Linked DNA regions of Homo sapiens: region 1 is linked to region 2. Evidence: chromatin loops called from intact Hi-C (ENCODE). Cell type or tissue: endothelial cell of umbilical vein. All regions are shown on one strand. Links, peaks and the distances in the headings refer to the core of each region. The heading gives the core; the rest is flanking DNA.

What was found. A loop is a pair of places that touch in the nucleus more often than their neighbours do. Peaks named below come from ENCODE experiments on the same cell type or tissue, not always from the same donor. Only the 100,000 strongest peaks of a DNase experiment are listed, where the experiment ranks them.
Region 1: it touches region 2 in a loop (5-fold over the local background); 2 of 110 quality-filtered maps call a loop at or near these places.

Annotation. Positions count from the first base shown.
Region 1 is chr9:69,344,931-69,350,311 of GRCh38, reverse strand. All of the region lies in intron 2 of ENTREP1 (endosomal transmembrane epsin interactor 1), which reads right to left. Among named protein-coding and RNA genes, the nearest start is that of ENTREP1, 22 kb to the right of the region's middle. In endothelial cell of umbilical vein, for the core only: no CTCF peak of the experiment used is centred there; a DNase peak (open chromatin) is centred at 2,501; H3K27ac peaks cover 515 bases.
Region 2 is chr9:69,294,580-69,299,960 of GRCh38, reverse strand. BANCR (BRAF-activated non-protein coding RNA) reads left to right here. Exons shown (of 4, transcript NR_047671.2): 4 at 3,094-3,280. LOC124902176 (a long non-coding RNA gene) reads right to left here. Exons shown (of 2, transcript XR_007061567.1): 2 at 2,900-3,244. Among named protein-coding and RNA genes, the nearest start is that of BANCR, 9.8 kb to the left of the region's middle. In endothelial cell of umbilical vein, for the core only: no CTCF peak of the experiment used is centred there; no DNase peak of the experiment used is centred there; H3K27me3 peaks cover 400 bases.

The DNA.
Region 1 (5,381 bases), core at 256-5,255, 50 kb before region 2:
TGGGGCAACTGTATATCCACATGCAAAAGAATAAACCTGGACCCCTGCCTCACACCATATGCAAAAATTAACTCAAAAAAATGAAAGACCTAAGCAAAACAGCTAAAATAATAAAAATCTTAGAAAAAAATTATAGGAGTAAGCGTTCATGACCTTGGGTTAGACAAAGCCCTTCTTAAATACAACAGTGTAAGCTACAAAATTAAAAATAGATGAACTGAACTTCAAAATTGTAAACTTTTGTGCTTCAAAGGGCATCATCAAGAAAGTAAAAAGACAACACAGAGAATCAAAGAAAATGTTTGCAAATCATATACGACAGTCCCCAGCTTAACAATGGTTCACCCTATAATCTTTTGCCTTTAAAATAGTGTGAAAGCCATATGCATTCAATAGAAACTGTACTTCAAATACCCATTAAACTACTCCATTTTTCATATTCAGTACAGTATTCAATAAGTTACATGAGATATGTAATACTTTATTATAAAATAGGCTTTGTGTTAGATGACTTTGCCCAATTGTTGGCTAATGTACATGTTCTGAGTTTTTTTAAAGTAAGCTTGACTAAGCTATGATGCTCGAGGTGCGTTAAATACATTTTTCACTTACAATATTTTCAATTTATGATGAGTTTATCTGGACATAACCCACATTGTAAGTGGGGAGCCTCTGTATCTGATAAGGGACTCATAATAAAAAGACAAGTAACCAATTTTTAAATGGGCAATGGATCTGAATAGACATTTCTCCAAAGATGATGTACAAATGGCCAATACACACATAAAAAGATGTTGAACATCAAATCAAAATCACAATGAGATGCCACGTCACACCCCAAAGAATGGCTACAATCAAAAAAACAGACGATCAGTGTTGGCAAAACCGTGGAGAAACTAGAACCTTCAAACACTGCTGGTGGAAATATAAAATGATATAGCCACTTTGAAAACAGTTTAGCAATTTCTCAAAACGTTAAACATGTAGTTACCACATGAATCAGCAATTCCACTCCTAGACATGTACCCAAGAGAAATGAAAACATATCCACAAAAAAATTGTACACTAATGTTCATAGCAGCATTATTCCTTTTTTTCTCTTTTTTTTTTTTTTTTTTTTTTTTTTTGAGATGGAGTTTCGCTTTTGTCGCCCAGGCTGGAGTAGCATGGTGCAATCTTGGCTCACTGCAACCTCCACCTCCTGGGTTCAAGCGATTCCCCTGCCTCAGCCTTCTGAGTGGCTGGAATTACAGGTGCCCGCCACCATGCCTGGCTAATTTTTGTATTTTTAGTAGAGACAGGGTTTCACCATGTTGGCCAGGCTAGTCTCAAACTCCTGACCTCAGGTGATCCACCCGCCTCAGCCTCCCAAAGTGCTAGGATTACAGGCATGAGCCACCATGCCTGGCCCAGCATTATTCCTAATAGCCAAAGTGGAAATGTCCATCAACTGATGAATAAATAAATAAAATGTGATATATCCATATAATGGAATACAATTCAGCAATAAAAAAGGGACAAGTACTGACAGATACTATAACATGGGTGAATCTTAAAAATATTAAGCTAAAAAATATGCTAACTGGAAGAAGTCAATTACAAAGGATCACATACTGTATGATTCCATTTATTTGAAATATCCAGAATGGGCAAATCTATGAAGACAAAAAGTACATTAGTGGTTTCCTGAGGCTGAAGGTATTGAGAGGAAATCAGGAGTGACTTCTAATGGGTACAGGATTTTTTTGGAGGCTGATGAAAATATTCCATAATTGATAGTAGTGAAGTTTACATAGATCTGGGAATAGGCTAAAAATCCATTGAATTGTATACTTTAAATGTGTGAATTTTTTGGTGTGTCAACTACATCTCAATAAAGAAAAAAGCAGCAGGCTTGGGTATTGTGGCTCACACCTGTAATCCCAGCACTCTTGGAGGCCAAGTTGGGCAGATCACTTGAGCTCAGGAGTTCGAGACCAGCCTGGGCAACATGGTGAAACCCTGTCTCTACAAAAAATTAAATTAAAAAAAATTAGCTGGGCATGGTGGCACATGCCTATAGTCCCAACTCCTTGGCCCTGAGGTGGGAGGATCAGTTGACCCCAGGAGGTCGAGGCTGCAGTGAGCTGTGTCCGCGCCACTGCACTCCAGCCTGGGTGACAGTGAGATCTTCTTTTAAAAAAGAAAGACAGAAAGAAGCAGCAGCTAGATGATCTCTGAGATTAGGTGCCTTTTTGTCAACAAAAAGAAAGAAAGAAAAGAATCATTTAGAACATCTCAGAAAAATATAAACATATACATCAAAGTCATGGTCCAAACATGAAGCAAACTAGAATGTGGCATGATACCAAGCACGTACTAGAGAATAAGAAAAAATAATGCATTTGACTTGGCAAAGGAAACAGTCTTCCTTTGAATAACATGGAATTACATTTCCTTCTCTTTAATATCAATCATTCTTCCTGGTGTTGCAGTAAATAATGTAGCTGGTCCCTTGAACAAGCAGAGCTTAGGGAGGTCAACAGAAAACCACTTTCTTTCCTTGCTGCAATGTTGTTCAAGGCCACTCTGTAGGGCTCATTATTCCTGATTGTTTAAGATGAAATTGGAGTCCAGGACCATGACTTGTCTGATCAATATCAGGTACAAAAAGTCCTCCAGTCACTTCAAGTCACAAAACAACTCATTTCAGTAATTACAATGTCCAAGGCTGTGTCCCAGTCAAAACTTGGAACTTCATTTGAATGTAAGCTTCTCTCTCTGCCACCAGGCTTATTACTCTAGGCAGGGAGCAAGCCTGCCGTGGGAAGGCAAGGGAATGGCCTCAATCTGCTCTGTTTCCCTTTTTTCGTGTGGGTCTACTGCTCCCCCTACAACACAGTTGGGTTTGATAGAAGGGGGTGTGGGGAAGGCCACAGCCATGTTGGTAGGGAAGGTAACGGGCAGGGAGAGTTCATCTGCCTGTTATGTTGGGACTTGGCAAGTGTTTACAGGGGATTCTCTCCAGAATGGAGCTTCCATTGGCTCCTCAGAGATACCTACTGCTGAGCTTCCAGCTCCCTTAGCCTGAGCATCCAGGAGTCCAGGCCCAGCCTCCTTCTGCTGTGGTCTGCTCACTTCCTATGGCCTCTCTGGGCAGGATGTGAGCTCACCCCATGCCTGCTATTTCCTGGGAGGCCCATCTGGTCAGCTAGAAGTATATTCATGTTGTGCTTAGTCTATGAACATAGAATTATTTCCAACTGCAGGCTTTAACTCTGAGGCCACAGGGTGCTCCAATCCGTCCTTTAGAATCCCCAGGTGTAGCCGACAACGGTCCCGTCAGACACCAAAGAATCTATCATATTCTCCAATTGCTTATCTTTAAATACTTCCCCTTTTCCCCATGAGAAGGTGGAACTCAAAATGCCACAGCAATTCAGTAACTTTCTCCAAAACATTTGTCTCTTTAATCCCTAATCTTTTTCTAGGCTGGGAGATGGAGATCAGCTAAGGGTTGCAAAACTGGTTTTCACCCAGCAGCTTTGCAAGTCCTGCTTAGATAGTCTAACACAGACACTGGAATGTTGGCATCCCTTATACCAAGGCCTCAGGTGAATCTGGAAATAAAGAATCTAATAAATGCCATTAGCGGTTTTCATTGTCTGAGAAACAATTTATAGGCAAAGTCTGAATGATATAATATAGCTTAAGAGCAAAATGTAAATGTTAAGACACTGACAACATAAAAGTAAAATATCACTATCAAAAACTGGGAAAGCAGGGAAAGAAGTAAAAAAAGTCATAATTTCTTTATCTTATATAAAAGAGGGTCAAAAGATACTATCCAAAGTTCAGAAATTAAGAAACAGAAGCTTACAATATTATCTACAACAATAAAGTCATCAATAGAAGTAACAAAAATAACTTTTTAAAAAACAAGAAAGGAGGGAAACAGGTTAACATACGTGTGGCAAATTCCTCACTTTTAACAAGGTAGGACAACCACCAAGAATGCTAAAACCAGAAAATGTTTAAAATGTTATTTCTGGCCAAGCGCAGTGGCTCACGCCTGTAATCCCAGCACTTAGGGAGGCCTAGGTAGGCAAATCAACTGAAGTCAGGAGTTCGAGACCAGCCTGGCCAACATGGTGAAACCCCGTCTCTACTAAAAATATATAAATTAGCCGGGCATGGTGGCACGTGCCTGTAATCCCAGCTACCCGGGAAGCTGAGACAGGAGAATCGCTTGAACCCGGGAGGCAGAGGCTGCAGTAAGCCAAGATCGCCACCACTGCACTCCAGCCTGGGCAACAGAGCAAGACTCCATCTCAAAAAAAAAAAAGTGTTATTTGTGTGGAGTATAAGTCAGGTTTGGGTGTGGGATAAATGCAGAGGTCTAATTATTTTTAATAAGAATAAGAAGGTAGGCCAGGCACAGTAGCTCACATCTGTAATCCCAGCACTTTGGGAGACTGAGATGGGCAAGTCACTTGAGGTCAGGAGTTTGAGACCAGCCTGGCCAAGATGGTGAAACCCCATTTCTACTAAAAATACAAAAATTAAGCCACGTATGGTGGCGCATGCCTGTAATCCCAGCTACTCAGGAGGCTGAGGCACGAGAATCCCTTGGACCCAGGAGGCGGAGGTTGCAGAAGGCCAAGATTGTGCCGCTGCATTCCAGTCTGGGTGACAGAGTGAGACTCCGTCTCAAAAGATAAAAATTTTTAAAAAAGAGTAAGAAGGCTAATGAGCTCCCATTTTTTTAATAAAAAATATTTTCCCTCTTAAAAGGCACTTACTAAATTATAAAATATCACTGTGGTGTGTTTGAGATATAGGTAGATGGATAGATAATATATTTAGATATATAACTATAAATATGAAATAAAAGAGAAACAGTCTCAGAGAGGTAAAGTATTATGCCAAATTATACAACTAAGTACAGTACCCAGGTCAAATCTGGGTCTGACCCAAATCTATACTCTTTCTTCTCCATCAATGTGCAGGATGCCTGCTAACACATAATGTCCATTTAGAGATCATTATTTTCTCTTCACAAAAGAGCTTTACCAGGAAACTCTTTGGTATCACCGTTGAGACATTACAGCTCATTATACCCAATTCTACCATCACCCAAGCCCTGACACCCCGACCCAGCCTCCTTCACCTGACACTTCCCACCAATGCTGAGCTTACCACCAATCCATCTACTTTGCATGCCCACTGGATTTCTTGTTTTTCAACTGAGTTACCATAAGTGTCCAAATGTTTTAAAATGAATCTATTTAGTTTGAACTATTTTTAATTATTATAAAAGTAATATTCATAGAAGAAAAATCATGGTCTTAAGCATTCAGAGTTCTTGATTATGTTAGGAACAAGAGAAACCAACTCAGGCT
Region 2 (5,381 bases), core at 298-5,297:
GCATGGTTTACTAAATGTTTTCAGCCCACTGTTGAGACATACTGCTCAGAATAATAAAAAAGATTCTTTCAAAATATTTTTTACTGCTCATTGACAATGCATCTGGTCACTCAGGAGCTCTGATGGAGATATACAAGGAGGTTCATATTGTTTTAATGACTGTCAACACAACATCCATTCTGCACCCATGGATCAAGGAGTAATTTCAACTTTCAAGTCTTGTTATTTAAGAAAGACATTTTGTAAGAGTATAGCTGTCATAGACAGTGATTCCTCTGATGGATCTGGGCAAAGTAAATTGAAAACCTCTAGAAAGGATTCACCTTTCTAGATGTCATTGAGGACATTTGTGGAAGGAGGTCAAAATAGCAACATGAACAAGAGTTTGGAAGAAGTTGATTCCAACCCTCATGGATGGCTTTGAGGGATTTAAGACTTCAAAAGAGGAAGTCACTGCAGACATGGAGGAAACAGCAAGAGAACCAGAATTAAAAGCCTGAAAATGTGACTAAACTGCTAAAATCTCATGATAAAATTTGAACAGATCAGAAGTTGCTTCTTATGGTTGAGCAAAAAAAGTGGTTTCTTGGAATAGAATCTAATTCTGGTGAAGACGGTGTGAACATTGTTGAAATAACAACACAGGATTTGAAATATGACATAAACTTAGTTGATAAAACAATGACAGAGTTTGAGAGGATTGACTCCAATTTTGAAAGAAGTTCTACTGTGGGTAAAATGCTATCAAACAGCATCGCATGCCACAGGGAAATCCGTCATGAAAGGAAGAGTCAATTGATCTGGCAAACTTCATTGTTGTTTTATTTTTAAAAATTGCCACAGCCTCCCCAGCTTGTAGCAGCCACCACCCTGATCAGTCAGCAGCTATCAACACAAGGCAAGACCCTCCACCTGCAAAGATTACAACTCACTGAAGGCTCAGATGATCATTAGCATCTTAACAATAAAATATTTTTAAGATATGTACTTTTTTTTTTTTTAGAGATGGGGTCTTGCTCTGTTGCCCAGGCTGGAAGGCAGTGGCATGATCATAGCTCACTGCAGCCTTGAACTCCTGGGCTCAAGCGATCCTCCTGTCTCAGCCTCCTGAGTAGCTAGGACTACAGGTGCGCACCACCACACGCAGCTAACTTTTTGTATCTTTTGTAGACAGGGCAACTCACTCTCATCCAGGCTGGAGTACAGAACCACAATCATAGCTCACAGCAGCCTCAAACTCCTGGGCTCAAGTGATTCTCCCACTTTGGCCTCCCACAGTATTAGGATTACAGGTGTAAGCAACTGGGCCCAGCCTGGTTTTTCAGACATAATGTTACTGCACACTTAATAGACTACAGTATAGTGTAAACATAATTTTCATGTGTGCTGGGAAACCAAAAAATTCATGTGACTGGCTTTAGTGTGATATTTGCCTTGTTGTGGTGGTCTGGAACTGAACCCTCAATATCTTCAAGGGATGCCTGTATATTGAAGCTTGCGCCTACAGATGAATTTTTTAATGTGCCAGAATTTTCATTTGTTCAAACTATAAGTGTTTTTTCTTCAAACTTGGTGATTTTGTGAAGTCACCACAATAAAAATGTCTACATGATGGGCCCATGCAGACAGCTGAGGAAAGTCATGGTACAGACCCCTTTGCACAACCTGCTCCTGACCACCCAAAGCACAAAAGGTGGGTCCCATGTGAAAGTGCTGCTTTAAGGGGGCCAAGTGGAACCAACAATGCGATTCCCATGCCCCTTGTGAGGGGTGGGATGGGAGCCATCGCATTTGCTGGTAGCCAGTTATATGCTCTTTGATTCAACCCAGTATCTGTTGTAGAAGAGGCAATGGCCCCTTTAAGACCCTCATTTCAACCCTCGGAAGGCCCAAAGACAAATTAATACCTGTTGATCAGTCTTCTCCAGCCAAGCTTTTTAAGATCAGGGTCCTTTTAAGAAGATGTTCCGCTTTGATTGTGCCCGGCCCCTAGAGAATCTTTTGCTTCAGATCCTCCCGGTAATGGGTGGTGTCTGGTCATTCTCCCCCCACCGCTCAGAGCCCCATAGGCGATGTAGGATCAGGCCCTTCAAAACAGCAAGTGTGCAGGGCAGAACAAAATGCCCAAGTCTGGCCTCACATTGAACTTTTCTTAATGACTACTGATCTACAAAACGCTGATTAAACAAAATTAGAAAACAAAAAAAATGGTTTCTGTTCTGAATTTTGCATGAAAACGTTTTTGTTCACGTTAATGAAGGTGGCAGAAGAAAAAATTGCTATGGTTTTCCACTCCTGTAAACATATCTGCTCTGGTTCCAAATCTTATCACTTCCACGGCTGGGAAGATAACAAAGCAATTCAGGGCCTACTAGAGAAAGTAGACTTGACATTGGCACAAATCTCTTTGTCAAGAGACAGAGAGGCTGAGCCTTCTCTGAGCAGTGTCTTTGAATATCTTAGTTGACAGTATGATCAAAGCATTGCAAGACTGCCAGTTCCAAGACAACTATGCAGTTCAGGGGGTTTGCCTCACAGACTATGCAGGAGCCTGAGCCAATACAATGTGCAAGAAAGGAACTAGCTCACAAAAGCTGAATTTAAGGCTTGCAAGACCCAGGGACGCGATCTAGGTAAGGAGTTGGCACAGCGTTTCATAGACAAGTCCCTGAGGCAAAGTGAGGTACTTCTTGTCAAAGGTGTTGCTGTGGAAAATAATAGCCAGGGAGTATTGCACTGTTTGCAATCCATTTGATGACCTAAAACATTGTCTTTGAGCAATGTCTGGTTGTCTGGGAGCTATGTACCCTGACGGCACTTTCCTGGCCATTCCTGGAGATTCCTTAATTACCTTTACATCTTGGTTACTCCTTTGAGAGACACACTCAGAATGAACCTCTTGAAACCACCTATTGTTTTTATTGCAGGAGTGATTTTGAAGGTATTGTCCCTTTTATATCACACAAGGGCCTCCTGGGAGTGATAAGAACAGAAGTTCCTGGAAAGTTTCTGTTTCTCCTGATAGCTGGGATTTTTTTATTCTAATGATTGTGTGGCTCTTGTTATTGATGCCATTGTCTACTTTGGTTTCAGCTGCTGAGAAGTTCAGAGTCAAACCTGAATCTCACCTCTGCAAAGAGCACAGGACTCCATGGCAAACGTTGTATATACGCAAGTCATCCCTGGCACCACATTGATTTACTGCACCAGGCTTTCTTCATTGTGATGATGTTCTCTCTCTTTTCTAAAAAAAAAATAAAAATAAAATTTAAAAAATCCTGTTTTACTGTGCACATTTCTGCAAGCCACAAAAATACTCCTTGGGGGATAGATAACATATAAACAAGTGAACCAACAAATCAGACAGGTAATTGGCAGAAATAACTTGTTTAAAATACTTTTACCTGCTTTTTGGAGTTGGGGGAGGAGTAATCTGGCCTTGTCTGTCTTTAAAAGGCTGTGTTTGCAAACTAACATCTGCTATGTTGAGTGAAGAACGTGTTTATAAATGACCGTTGGTATTTTTAACTTCTGATGAAGGCGACTATTGGCCTTCGTCCAAGTGATGTTCCACGAAGAGCTTCTGCTGAGTTCTACAAGAGCACTCTGGGAGTGTTTCCCAAGACAAAGCTGACTTCTAGGTAGCTATGGGGAGTGCCTGGGCTGCGGTGAAAATCAGCAGGACGGACTGGAAGAACCAGAGGTCTGTGTGGGAAGTGTCAGCCCCTTCCTCCTGCCTCCTTCCCTTGGTCGGTGTACATGCTCCACTTTCTCCTGTGGGACTTAGTTTTCTCATCAGAAAAATGAGAAGAGCTGCTTACTGGTTAGGTCTGGTTAGGAAGAGAGAAAGACAGGACAAGTATGGAACTTTCCCTGGGGGAGCAACCCAAGCCTAGCTGACTCGCATGGAAGGGTAGCTCTCCCTACTTCTCAATCTTCCCTCCCTCACTCCCTCTCCCTTCCTTCCTTCCTTCCTTCCTCCCTCCCTCCCTTCCTTTTTCTTTCTTTCTCTTTTTTCTTTCTTTCTTTCTTCCTTCTTTCTTCTTTCTTTCTTTCTTCCTTCTTTCTTCTTTCTTTCTTTCTCTCTCTTTCTTTCTTTTTCTTTCTTTCTTTCTTCTTTTGAGATGGAGTCCCACTCTGTTGGCCAGCCTGGAGTGCAGTGGCATCATCTCAGCTCACTGCAACCTCTGCCTCCCAAGTGATTCTCCTGCCTCAACCTCCCAAGTAGCTGGTACTGCAGGCACATGCCACCACACTCAGCTATTTTTTTTATTTTTAGTAGAGACAGGATTTCACCATGTTGGCCAGGCTGGTCTCGATCTCCTGACCTCAGGTGGTCCACCCACCTCGCCTCCCAAAGTGCTGGGAGTACAGGTGTGAGCCAGTTGGCCTGGCCCTACTTTTCAATCTTGTCTGTGACTGGCTCTATGAGGCCATCAGCTCCTGTCCCTGAAACACAGAGACTTTGGGGAAAAAAGGTGGAGACAGGAGAGTAAACCAGACACCCTGTTTAAGAAAATGATGGCTATGTGGGAGGATAGTGTGAGGATTACCGTATTTTTCAGACATCAAGCAATGTCTGTTCCCTTCACTTACAGTCTCAGTTTTTTCTGTTATTTCTCTCTCCCTCATATCATTTCTAAAAACTAGACATCTTTTTAAAAATGTTTTGTTATTGTGGTAAAATATATGTAGTATGACATTTACCATTTTTAAGTATACAGTTCAGTGGCATTAAGTACATTCCCACTGTGTGCTACCATCACTAACATCCACCCCCAGAACTTTTTTCATCTTGCAAAACTGACACTGTTCCCATTGAACAATAACTCCCAGTTCCCCACTCTTCCCCTACCCTCTAGCAACCACCATTCTAGTTTCTATCTCTATGAATTTGACTACTTTTAGTAAGTACCTCGTGTAAGTGGAATCATACAGTATTTGTCCTTTTGGGACTAGCTTATTTCACTTAGCATAGTGTTTTCAAGGTTCATCTATGTTGTAGCATATAGCAGAATTTCCTTCATTTTTAGGGCAGAATACTATTTCATTGTATGTATATACCACACTTTGTTTATCCATTCATCTGTGGATGAACATCTGGGTTGTTTTCACCTTTTGGCTATTGTGAATAATGCTGCTATGAACCCAGTGGGTGTACAACTATCTGTTTGAATTCCTGTTTTCAATTATTTGGGATAGATACCTAGAAATGAAATTGCAGGACCATGAATTTTTTTTTTTTTTTTTTTTGAGATGGAGTCTCACTCTGTCACCCAGGCTGGAGTGCAATGGCACGATCTCAGCTCACTGCAATCTCCACCTCCCGGGTTCAAGCAATTCTCCTGCCTCAGCCTCCCAAGCAGCTGGGATTACAGGCA